Linked DNA regions of Homo sapiens: region 1 is linked to region 2. Evidence: read pairs that join two places in POLR2A ChIA-PET (ENCODE). Cell type or tissue: Caco-2. All regions are shown on one strand. Each heading gives the region's core, and the rest is flanking DNA. Links, peaks and the distances in the headings are about the cores only.

What was found. Peaks named below come from ENCODE experiments on the same cell type or tissue, not always from the same donor. Only the 100,000 strongest peaks of a DNase experiment are listed, where the experiment ranks them.
Region 1: POLR2A ChIA-PET joins it to region 2 with 5 read pairs; 1 of 35 experiments calls an interaction of 5 or more read pairs at or near these places.

Annotation. Positions count from the first base shown.
Region 1 is chr20:50,209,199-50,214,577 of GRCh38, reverse strand. No RefSeq gene overlaps it. Among named protein-coding and RNA genes, the nearest start is that of CEBPB-AS1, 20 kb to the right of the region's middle. In Caco-2, for the core only: no CTCF peak of the experiment used is centred there; DNase peaks (open chromatin) are centred at 720 and 2,972.
Region 2 is chr20:51,323,810-51,329,188 of GRCh38, reverse strand. No RefSeq gene overlaps it. Among named protein-coding and RNA genes, the nearest start is that of MIR3194, 130 kb to the left of the region's middle. RefSeq lists an enhancer at 233-1,111. In Caco-2, for the core only: a CTCF peak has its summit at 2,769 (motif pointing right); a DNase peak (open chromatin) is centred at 2,788.

The DNA of each region.
Region 1 (5,379 bases), core at 113-5,112, 1.1 Mb after region 2:
CATAAACAGAGCCCAAATGGGGGTCCTGCCTGTGGACCACACACAGAGATTGAGGGGAGCTGGTGGGGAGCCCGGAAAGGCCTGCCCTCCCAGTCGGGACACTGTGTGCCTGCCCCCAACCAGTTCCTCCTCCCATTCGCCTGCCCACCACCTCCCCACCTCCAGCTCATCTGAGGTCACTGAGCCCTCCATGGGGCGAGTCCCAAGTAGGCAGGTCCCCTCAGGTATCACCCAACCCACCAGGAATCCCATTAAAACTTAGCAGGTCACTCCAGCCAGGTGTGGTGGCTCATATCTGTAATCCCAGCACTTCGGAAGGTCAAGGCAGGAGGATCGATCACTTGAGCCCAGGAGGTAGAGGCTTCAATGTGCTATGATTGTGCCTCTGCACTCCAGCCTAAGTGACATAGCAAGGCCCTGTGTCAAAAAAAAAGCTTAGCGGTCACTCATCCAAAACCCACACATACTCTGCTACTTATTGAGTGCTTACTGTGTACCAGACCACAGGCTGCATACTTTCCACCAACTGCTTCATTTTGTTCTCTCCTCCCCTTGGCCGACATCACCCACCCTGTAACCCTAGGAGGAAGAAGTCAGGCATATCCCCGCCCTGCTCAGAACCCCACCCACCCCTGCCACACACACACACCACCTCCCAGCTCCCATCCTACTTCTCTCCCCATCACTCACAATGGCACCTCCCCTACTGGCCTCCTTGCGGTCCCTTGAACATAGACAGCATGGTCCCATCTCAGAGCCTTTGCACTTGCCATGCCATTCCCTCTTTCCCCAGAGACCTCATGGCTCCCCCGCCCCACCCCACCCAATAGCACCTTCCCTCAGCCAGGCATTCCCTGACCTCTGTGGTTAAGTGAAACATCCTTCTCTTCCTCACACTCACGCACTCTCTCTCTGATTCTCTCCCTCTTGCATGCACACACACAAACACACACACACTCTCCTCTCCCTCCCCTTCTTTATTTTCCTCCCTAGCACTCATCATCGGACCACCTGTATCCCCCACCCCAATAATGGACCCGCCATGAAGGTGGGGCTTGGGGCCGCCTTATTCTCTTCTGTATCCCCGGGCTTAGCACAGCACCTGGTGTGTGGTGTGTGCTCATCAAAGTCATTCCTGGAGCACATCTTTGAGAGTCTTTTGTGTGCCAGGCTGTGAGTTGCAGACACAGCACAGAACAAGATGGAAACATCGTGGCAAGTAGGATCAGAGGCCCTGGGTCTAGGAACCTTACCCAGCCACTTCCCGGTTGTGGAACCTCAGGAAAATATCGGAGGCCTGAGGGGTAGCTGATCCCACCGGCCAGCTAGACCCTCCCAACATCCTTGTGACATCCACAGTGTGATAATTCTCTGGAAAGTGCTGGGCTCAGTGCGTGTTGCTACCTTATGGTTGATTGTCCATGCTCTTACCGGTTTCACAAGCAAACTCCAATTGACCAAAAATCACCCCAGTGGAACCCCTCAATTAACCAAATTGGGGTTTGGGGGAGGAGGGTTTTTTTTGTTTTTCTTCCCCTTTGCTTCCGTCAGTCCATTTACTAGCTGTTTATTTACCGGGCACCAAGTGTGTGAACATCATGGAGTCCCCGCTTACAGAAAGGTCTCAGAGTCAAGGAAAGAGATGGACTAGAAATATGGGGCAGAGGCAAAGTCACAGGAGACGTCCTTATCAAGTGGGAAGACCTTGCCACCTTCCAAAGGAGGAAACTGGCAAACGCACCATGTGGACGGCTCTCAAGAACATCACGGAAGGACAGGAACAAGTCCCATTGAGATGGCTGGTGTGAGGTCGCCAAGGCATTAAAAAGAACGATCATCCGGAAATGCAAATGAAACCACAATGAGATATTACTACACACATGGCCAAATAGCTCATATTAAAAAGACTGACCTCTCCAGGTGTACTCAGAATCAAGGGATGGGGCCAGGCATGGTGGCTTACGCCTGTAATCCCAGCACTTTGGGAGGCTGAGGCAGGCAGATCACTTGAAGTCAGGAGTTCGAGACCAGCCCGGATACCTGGCAAAACCCCATCTCTTCTAAAAATACAACAACAAAAAAATTAGCCGGGTGTGGTGACACACACCTGTAGTCCCAGGTACTCAGAAGGCTGAGGCAGGAGAATCGCTTGAACCCAGGAGGCGGAGGTTGCAGTGAGCTGAGATGGTGCCACCTCACTCCAGCCTGAGCAACAGAGTAAGACTCCATCTGAAAAAAAAAAAAAAAAAAAAAAAAGGAGCGAGATGGGCCAGAAATATGGAGGACAGCAGTAGCGAAATGCTTTGGAAACTGTTTGGAAATATGCAGAAACTCAACACACGTGAATGATGTGTCCAGTGATGATGCCTCGGGTATAAACTTGATAGAAACAAGAGCTGGCATCCACCAAATGACACAAACAAGAGCTGGGTGCAGTGGCTCATAGCCATGATCCCAGCTACTCGGGAGGCTGAGATGAGAGGATCACTTGAGCCCAGGAGTTCAAGGCTGCAGTGAGCTGTGATAGCACCAATGCACTCCAGCCTTGGCAACAAAGCAGGATCCCAACTCGTAAAATAAAATAAAAAAAAGAAAAAGAAAAAAGACACAAAGAAGAATGTCCATGGCAGCTTTATTCACAACAACCAAAACCTTGAAATAACCCAACTGTCTACCAACAGTAGACTGGACTATGGTATAGTCACACAGTGGACAGTGGAACACAACACAGTAGTGAGAATGAAGCTGTACAGTACTGCATAGAGGAACTTTAAAAGTTTAACTGAGCAAAAGAAGCCAGACACAAAAGCAAATACTCTGAATGATTCCATTGATATGAAGTTGTAGAACAGGCAAAACAATGTAATCTGTTAGAAGTCAGGAGAGCAGTTGTCCTAGACAGAAACATTTTTCAGTGATTAAAAATGTTTGTTCTGTTTCAGGCCAGGTGTGGTAGTTCACACCTGTAATACCAGCACTTTGGGAGGCCAAGGCAGGTGGATCATCTGAAGTTAGGAGTTCAAGACCAGCCTGGCCAACATGGTGAAACCCTGTCTCTACTAAAAATACAAAAATTAGCCGGGCAGTAGTGGTGCACACCTGTAATCCCAGCTACTCAGGGGGCTGAGGCAGGAGAATCGCTTGAGCCTGCGAGACAGAGGTTGTGGTGAGCCGAGATCTCGCCACTGCACTCCAGTCTACAGTGACAGAGTGAGACCCTGTCTCAAAAAAAAAAAAAAAGTTCTGCTTTTTTATCCAAGTGCTGCTCACACTGGTGTGTTCAGGTGGTAAAAATGTATCTTCTGTACCCTGCTTAGACTTCTGTAAAAGTTCACATTTTAAAAGATATAACAGAAAGAAAGGAAGGAAGGAAAAGCCACATTCACACAGAGATGAAAGAAATGCATACACAAAGATCTGGAAGTTCAAACCCCAAAATTATAAAACCACGCTGACAGAGTGAAAAGGAGCCAGCCCTGGCCAGATGGTCCAGAACTGACTTCAGCTTGATTGGAAATGTTATCATGTGTTAAGAGAATGGATACCTGTATTACTATTATCAATTTAAATCAAAATTTCTTAGTAAAAAGGCAAAAAGACAGCCAGCCACGGTGGTTCACGCCTATAATCCCAGCACTTTGGGATCAAGCAGGAGGATCACTTGAGCCCAGGGGTTTGAGGCTGCAAAGAGCTATGATTGTGCCACTGTACTCCAGCCTGGGCAACATAGCAAGACTCAGTCTCTTTATTTATTTATTTATTTATTTATTAAGTTCCGGGGTACATGAGCAGGATGTGCAGGTTTGTTACATAGGTAAACATGTGCCATGGTGGTTTGCTGCACCCATCAACCCATCACCTGGGTTGGATGTATTAGCTCTTTCCTCTAATGCCCTGTCTCCTTGTGTCTTAAAAAATTTTTTTAATAAAAAAAATTTAGGGCAAAAAGAGAGGCCAGCCAGGGAATCAAAGAGCAAGTTGTAGCTACTGAGAACCTCCTCTGTGCTCCAGGGGCACACACGTAGGCATGCCTAGCCCTTACTTGCCCAAGTTTCCCACTGATAGAATCTGAGGGCCAGAAGACCAAGGTTCACCCATTGTTTCTCTGTGGCCTGGCACAATGCACTTCCTCCCGTTTCCCAGGTAAGGAAACTGAGGTCAGTGAGGTTAACGATGAGGACAACTGCCCTCAAAGAGTGTTCCTGAGCACTCAGGAGACAACTCAGGTGAAAGTACTAGGTGACCATGCCGGATGCCACAGTACAGCCAGGACTGGCCACATCAAGATGCAGGGCCCTCGTTCACAAATCATTAAGAATTTCAAGGCCAGGTGCGGCAGCTCATGCTTGTAATACCAACACTGTGGGAGAGTAAGGCAGGAGGGTTGTTTGAGCCCAAGAGTTTAAGACCAACCAGAGCAACATAGAGAGACTCCTCCCTACTCCAATATCTACAAAAAATAAAATTTTAAAAATTACCAGGGCTGGGGGCAGTGGCTCATGCCTCCAACCCCTGAGCTTTGGGAAGCTGAGGCGGGCGGACTGCCTGAGGTCAGGAGTTCGAGGTCAGCCTGGCCAACATGGTGAAACCCCGTCTCTACTAAAAGTATAAAAAATTAGCCAGGCGTGGTGGCAGGCGCCTGTAATCCCAGCTACTTGGGAGGCTAAGACAGGAGAATCACTTGAACCCAGGAGGCGGAGGTTGCAGTGAGCCAAGACCGTGCCATTGCACTCCAGCCTGGGCAAGAACAAAACTCCGTCTCAAAATAAATAAATAAATAAAAATAAAAATTGCTGCGCACAGTGGCTCATGCCTGTAACCCAACACTCTGGGAGGCCGAGGTGGGCAGATTATTTGACGTCAGGAGTTCAAGACGCAGCCTGGCCAACATGGTGAAACCCCATCTATACTAAAGATATAAAAATTGGCCAGGCATGGTGGCTCACGCCTGTAATCCCAGCACTTTGGGAGGACAAGGCGGGTGGATCATAAGGTCAAGAGATCAAGACCATCCTGGCCAATACGGTGAAACCCTGTCTCTACTAAAAATACAAAAATTAGCTGGGCATGGTGGCACTCACCTGTAGTCCCAGCTACTCAGGAGGCTGAGGCAGGAGAATCACTTAGAACCTGGGAGGTGGAGTTTGCAGTGAGCCGAGATCTTGCCACTGCACTCCAGCCTGGTGACAGAGTGAGACTCTGTCTCAAAAAAAAACAAAAAAAAAAAAAAAAAAAAAATATATATATATATATATATATATATATATATATATATATATATATGTATAAAATTAGCCAGGCGTGGTGATGGGTGTCTGAAATCCCAGCTATTCAGGAGGCAAGAGAATCGCTTGAGCCCAGGAGGCAGAGGTTGCAGTG
Region 2 (5,379 bases), core at 64-5,063:
CACTCTGCCTAGTACCCAGGAATATAGTAAATTCATTAATTCACATCACTCATTTACTCATAACTCTTGACTTCATGGAGTTCACAAGTTAGTGAAAGACTCAAATGGATTGATACATTCTGAAAATAGTGCCACACAATGTGTTGTGCTGTTGTTATGTGCCTTGATGAATTGCTGTTTCGTTTATTGAGCACCTACTGTGTGCGGCCACTGTGCTAAATCTTATATGTATCAGCTGTATGCAGTAGGTGCTCTTAATCCTCTTTTTACAAGTGAAGCTATGCAATCTCAGAGAGGTTAAGCAACTTGTCCTAGGCCACCCAGCTAGTAATTTGGATCTAGGTTTTGTGACCTCGGAGCCTTTCCTACTATGTGGTAACTTTTTGCTTAGGGACGTTTTAAATATCTACATTTAAACTGACAGTGGGAGTAATATTTCTAATAAAAGCCCTAGTCAATTCACTTACTGCCATTTGCCTTTTAATGTAATAATTGTGGTGGATTTGGATCATGTCAACTCAGCTAAGTTGGAATTCTCAGAATTCCCTTCCCTGCATTGTTTCTGGTTAGCATAGACCAAAAGACATTTTGAGTGAGACCCGGGAGGGGGAAGCGAAGTGGCAGGTAGACTGCTGCCATGCTTGGAAGGTGGGCATGGAGCACGCGGCTGCAGTGCACCCACGTGGACACCCTTCTGTGGGCTCGCCTGGTTGGTGTGGGCAGCAGCTAAGCCTGCAGCTTCCAGTCCCTGTGGATCCTCCTTAGTGTCTCTGAATCCTGGCAGAGGCCTGTTTAGTTCCGGGATGAAGAATGCCACCTTTTCCTGCAGATCACCTGAGTGAGTAATCACAGATGGCTGCTTGGAGGTGGCAAGAGATGGACGGGGGGTTTCCAGTCTGTCATCCCGGGTTCCAGCTTGTCCTGGTGGCTCCAGTTTGTCGTCACTCCCTCCCACTTCCCATCCATCCTTCCTTCTTGGTGGCTGCCCTGCTGACTTGAGGATCCAGCGTCAAATTCAAAGAAGCAGCCCCATGTAGACTGGTGAACCAGCTCCCCAAGTTGCATAAGGTAAATCTCTACGATAAATCCCTCCAGTTGATTCTGCTGTGGTCAAACCCTGATACAACAATTTAAGCCTGAATCTCATTTCGTGTACTTTAATATATAATAACTCAAGCCTGTCTTCATTCCTCCATTGTTTTCAAATATTTAAAGCAAATACCTATGAGTATGTGAGGGATACCTATGTCTGCCACACATCATGGTTAAAACTCTGTTTGAAGATTTTAAAAAGCACCTTGGCAATGCCTGGCAGGTCTGTCTGGAAAGGAGCAGAGAGGCCAGGGTGGGAGGGAATCCCCCTGCCTTCGACCCAGACGCCTTGGTTCTCCCAAATCACTTGATAGATTTTCCCCAGACCTGTCCCTGAGGCCCTGGACTTGGCTGTGGCTTTGAGGGCGGGAACGCCTCCGAGCTGGCCGCTGGGGAACGCGGACTGTCTAGTGGAAAATCCTGATGCCAACTAGAGCTCTGTGTCGTAGGCACACGGCTAGACTGGAGGGACGCGCCCACACGATAGGAAGTGATGTGTCTTGCTGGACAATGCCAGCAGATACTATTTGATATTTATAAACTTTTCCAGACTCTCAGAGCAGAAGATGAGCAGCTTCATTTTTACAACCACAAATAGTACATTCCTAAGCTTGTACGTGTGTGTATACATATATGCATTAGAATGACTGAGTGTAACTCACAAAAGAAGAAAAAACAATGAAGCAAATCCATGACTGAGTTTCCATTGGCCTAAAGGAGAATACAATAATTCATAAATACCTCTCCATTTATACAAAGGAAGAAATGCGGTCAGGCACGGTGGCTCAGGCCCCTAATCTCAGCACTTTGGGAGTGCCGAGGTGGGAGGATCACTTGAGCCTGGGAGTTCATGACCAGCCTGGGCAACACAGCAAGACCCTATCTCTACAAAACTTTTAAAAATCAGCCAGGCATGGTGGTGTGCGCCTGTAGTCTCACCTATTTGGGAGGCTGAGGTGGGAGGATCGCTGGAGCCTGGGAGGTCAAGGTTGCAGTGAGCCATGATCAAGCCTCTGCACACCAGCCTGGGTGACAGAGTGAGATCTTGTCTCAAAATAAAATAATAAAATAAAATAAAATAAAGAAACAGCAATGAACAAATGGAGGTCTGTGAACTTCCATTTATCCAAAGGAAGAAAGAACATTTCACAGAACCAGAAACATTCACAAAATCTTCTCTTTTACAAAGGTGGAAAGACTAGCCTCAACTGTTTACCCCAGGAGGTCAGAAAACTATGACCCACAACTGGCTGTTTTGGTAAATAAAGCTGTATTGGAACACAACCATGGTCACTCTCTTACTTATTGTCTATACTGCTTTCATGCTACAACAGCCAAGTTCATTAGCTGAGACAGGGATGTATGGCCCACAAAGCCTCACATATTTATTATGCAGCCCTTTAGTAAAAGTTTATGGACTTCTGGTTTATTCCATAACCTTTGGGACCACTGAAGCATCCTCCCTATTGCTTTCACATTTTCTTGAATAAATTGAGCCCCTTACACCTTCAGCAGCAGGAAGTCTAATACTTCCTCTTGAGCACCTCACTTTCTCACCACTCCCATTATCCAAGAATCCTGGGATTTACATGGTCCAAAGAGGATCAGTCCTATTTCCAAACAACAGAAACCTACACTAAAGCCATCAGGTCTCATGGCCACCAGGGGTCACTGTTAAGCACAGGCTGTCCTCTGAGCTCAAGATCCACTGCTCCCCAACACAACGCTGGGACTGCTGGGGCCTGACAAGATTCCAGCTCAGCCAGTAGCCCTGTTAGAAGCAGTCCCCTGTGAACCTCATTAAGGCGCTCAAGCTTTGGCCAGGTGCTCCCACCCTCTTGATGATTTCTTGTTCTGGATCCGTCCCCAGCCACGTGGGTTTCCTGTCTTTCTCCAGTAGATGTTAGGTGAGAGCCCCAGAGTCCACTCTGATGGCTTTTCCCAACTTCAGGTCATGGGGAGCAATGATGGATATCTCAGTTCCTTCCTTCCCTAGAGAACCTGGCTCCACATGCAAACGGATGCAGCTCCCCCAACCCCATCCCCAGCAGCTAGGTCTTTCTGGTGAGAGACGTGCTTTGGTCAGGTTACAGGAGTTCTTTTACAACCACCCTCAAGAAATGTCCCCTGTTCGCATTAACTAAGAAAGACCATTTCATTCCTAAACAAAGAAGATTTATTGCAAGGAGAGGCGTGGACAGGTGCAGATACCTAAAGAAGATAACCTGGATCCAATGTCGCTGGGTCTTTGTTCACACCTCATAGCTTCTTCCCTGGTGGTTCAGGCAGCTTCTGAGATGGTCTCTGTGATCTTCACTTTCTTATATTCATGCCCTCAGGTAATCCCTTCTCCTTGGGTAATTTCCATCAAACCAACAGCATACCTCAATATTGGGGGAATGCCACATCTGTGATTAGATTACAGAATAGTTGGGCTTCCATCTTGCTAGCAGACCCTCTCCCTCGCCAGCTGTGAGGAAGCAGCCTGCCAGGTTGGAAGGCTCACATGGTCAATAGTCAGCTCATGCTGAAATCTGCCCTGTGGCGAGCGGGGAGCCGGTGTGGCAATGAACTGACGGAGTTCTCCATCCAACAGCCAGTGAGGAGCTGAGGCCCTGAATCGAAGAGCCCACACATGACAGAATCCTCCCAACAACCACATGTGTGAACTTGGAAATGGAGCCGACACCAGTTGAGCCTTCAGATGAGATCCTAGCCCTGGTTAAGACCTTGATCGCAGCCTTGGAAGAGACACTGAAGGAGAGGACCCAGCTAAGCTGTGCCTGGATTCCTGCCCCACAGATACTGTGAGATAGTTTTAACTGTTTGTTATTCTAAGCTATGAGGTTTGTGGATGATTTGTTATGCCACAGTAACTAATATACCTGTCCACAGACCATTTCAGCACTAAACACACGGGAAACTGTCAGGCTTTACAAATGTATTGACCTTTAAAATGCCTACATTTTGCAGCAGAGAGTAGTAGATAAATAGAAGTACTTCTCAGAAAGATAAAATGTCTAACCTAAACAGGTGAACATTTGGGATTACCTGACAAAGGTCAAGGAGAGTAACAAATAGCTGACCCTTCCTCCCAGGTCCAGAGACTGGCCGGCTTTTGATGTGAGGGGTGGAGCATGCATCCAGCTCTCTGAGGCTATGGAGGGTGCCTGTCCACCTCTCCCCACCTACTCCACCTACTCCCACTTCCTGGACCACTCTCTGCAAATCAGTGAGCCCCATCTTCTATTCTGCCTGGCCTGGATTCACAACCTACCGAGCTGCTCTGAAAGGGAAATCTGGGGAATGACATTTATCAATGTAATTGACCAAGAGGAGCTGGCATTTCCACGACTACCTCTGCTGCTCAGAAAGGGCATCTAGGAGTCAGCTGGAAGCTCCTTCTCATATCATAGCTCACTTAATCCTCACAGACTCTTGTTTTGATGGAAGCACTAATATCCCCAATTTCCAGATGGGGAAATGGAGGCAATTAGAGAGTAAGAACCCTGACCCAGGTCATAAGCTAGTGAAGGGACAATCTGACCCAGGCAATGGCCCCAGAGTCTATGCTTTTAACAGGGGCCCCATATCACTATTCACCCACCTAGGATTCCCCATCTCCCCTCTATGTTGAATGGCCCCTCGGCTCTCCTAGAGGACCATTGCTCCCCAGTTCTCAGCTCAAATAGTGATGGTGGGAAGGATTGTCCCATTGTTTTTCTGTGTGTGCACACTCACACACACACACTCACACACCCTCTTATAGTCACGTGTGCACTTGCACACACTCACCTGCACAAGCGCTCTGAAGCTCCAGGTCAGAGCCTGTAACACGGGCCTGACGCATCACCACGCTCCACAGCTCTGCCTGCGCCAAGGGTTCCCTGCCCGCACCCAAGCCAAGCTGGGCCAAATCAACCCTAGGAGGTTTGAGAAAAGGGATGCTCTTTTTCCAGGGCCTCACTGAGCTGTAGGATGCAAGCCTGAAACTACTGGTGATGAAAAGAAAAGCAGAAAGAGAAAGCGCGATCCCTGAACACGTTCTTTAAGCCCCAAGATTCAGCCAGGCACAAAGGTTCATCAAGGTCTGTTTAGGTTCATGAGTCAGGATGGCCCCTGAATCGCTGGAGTCAGTCTGAGGTTGGTTTCTGTCACTTGAGACCAAGAAAAACTGAGCATTTCAGCAGAGAAAGGGGTATCTGCAGGGCTGCTAAGAGATTGCTGCTCCCAAGGCTTTAGACCTGCCCAAGGCAGCTCGCACCTGGGCACGTCATGCCTGAGTTC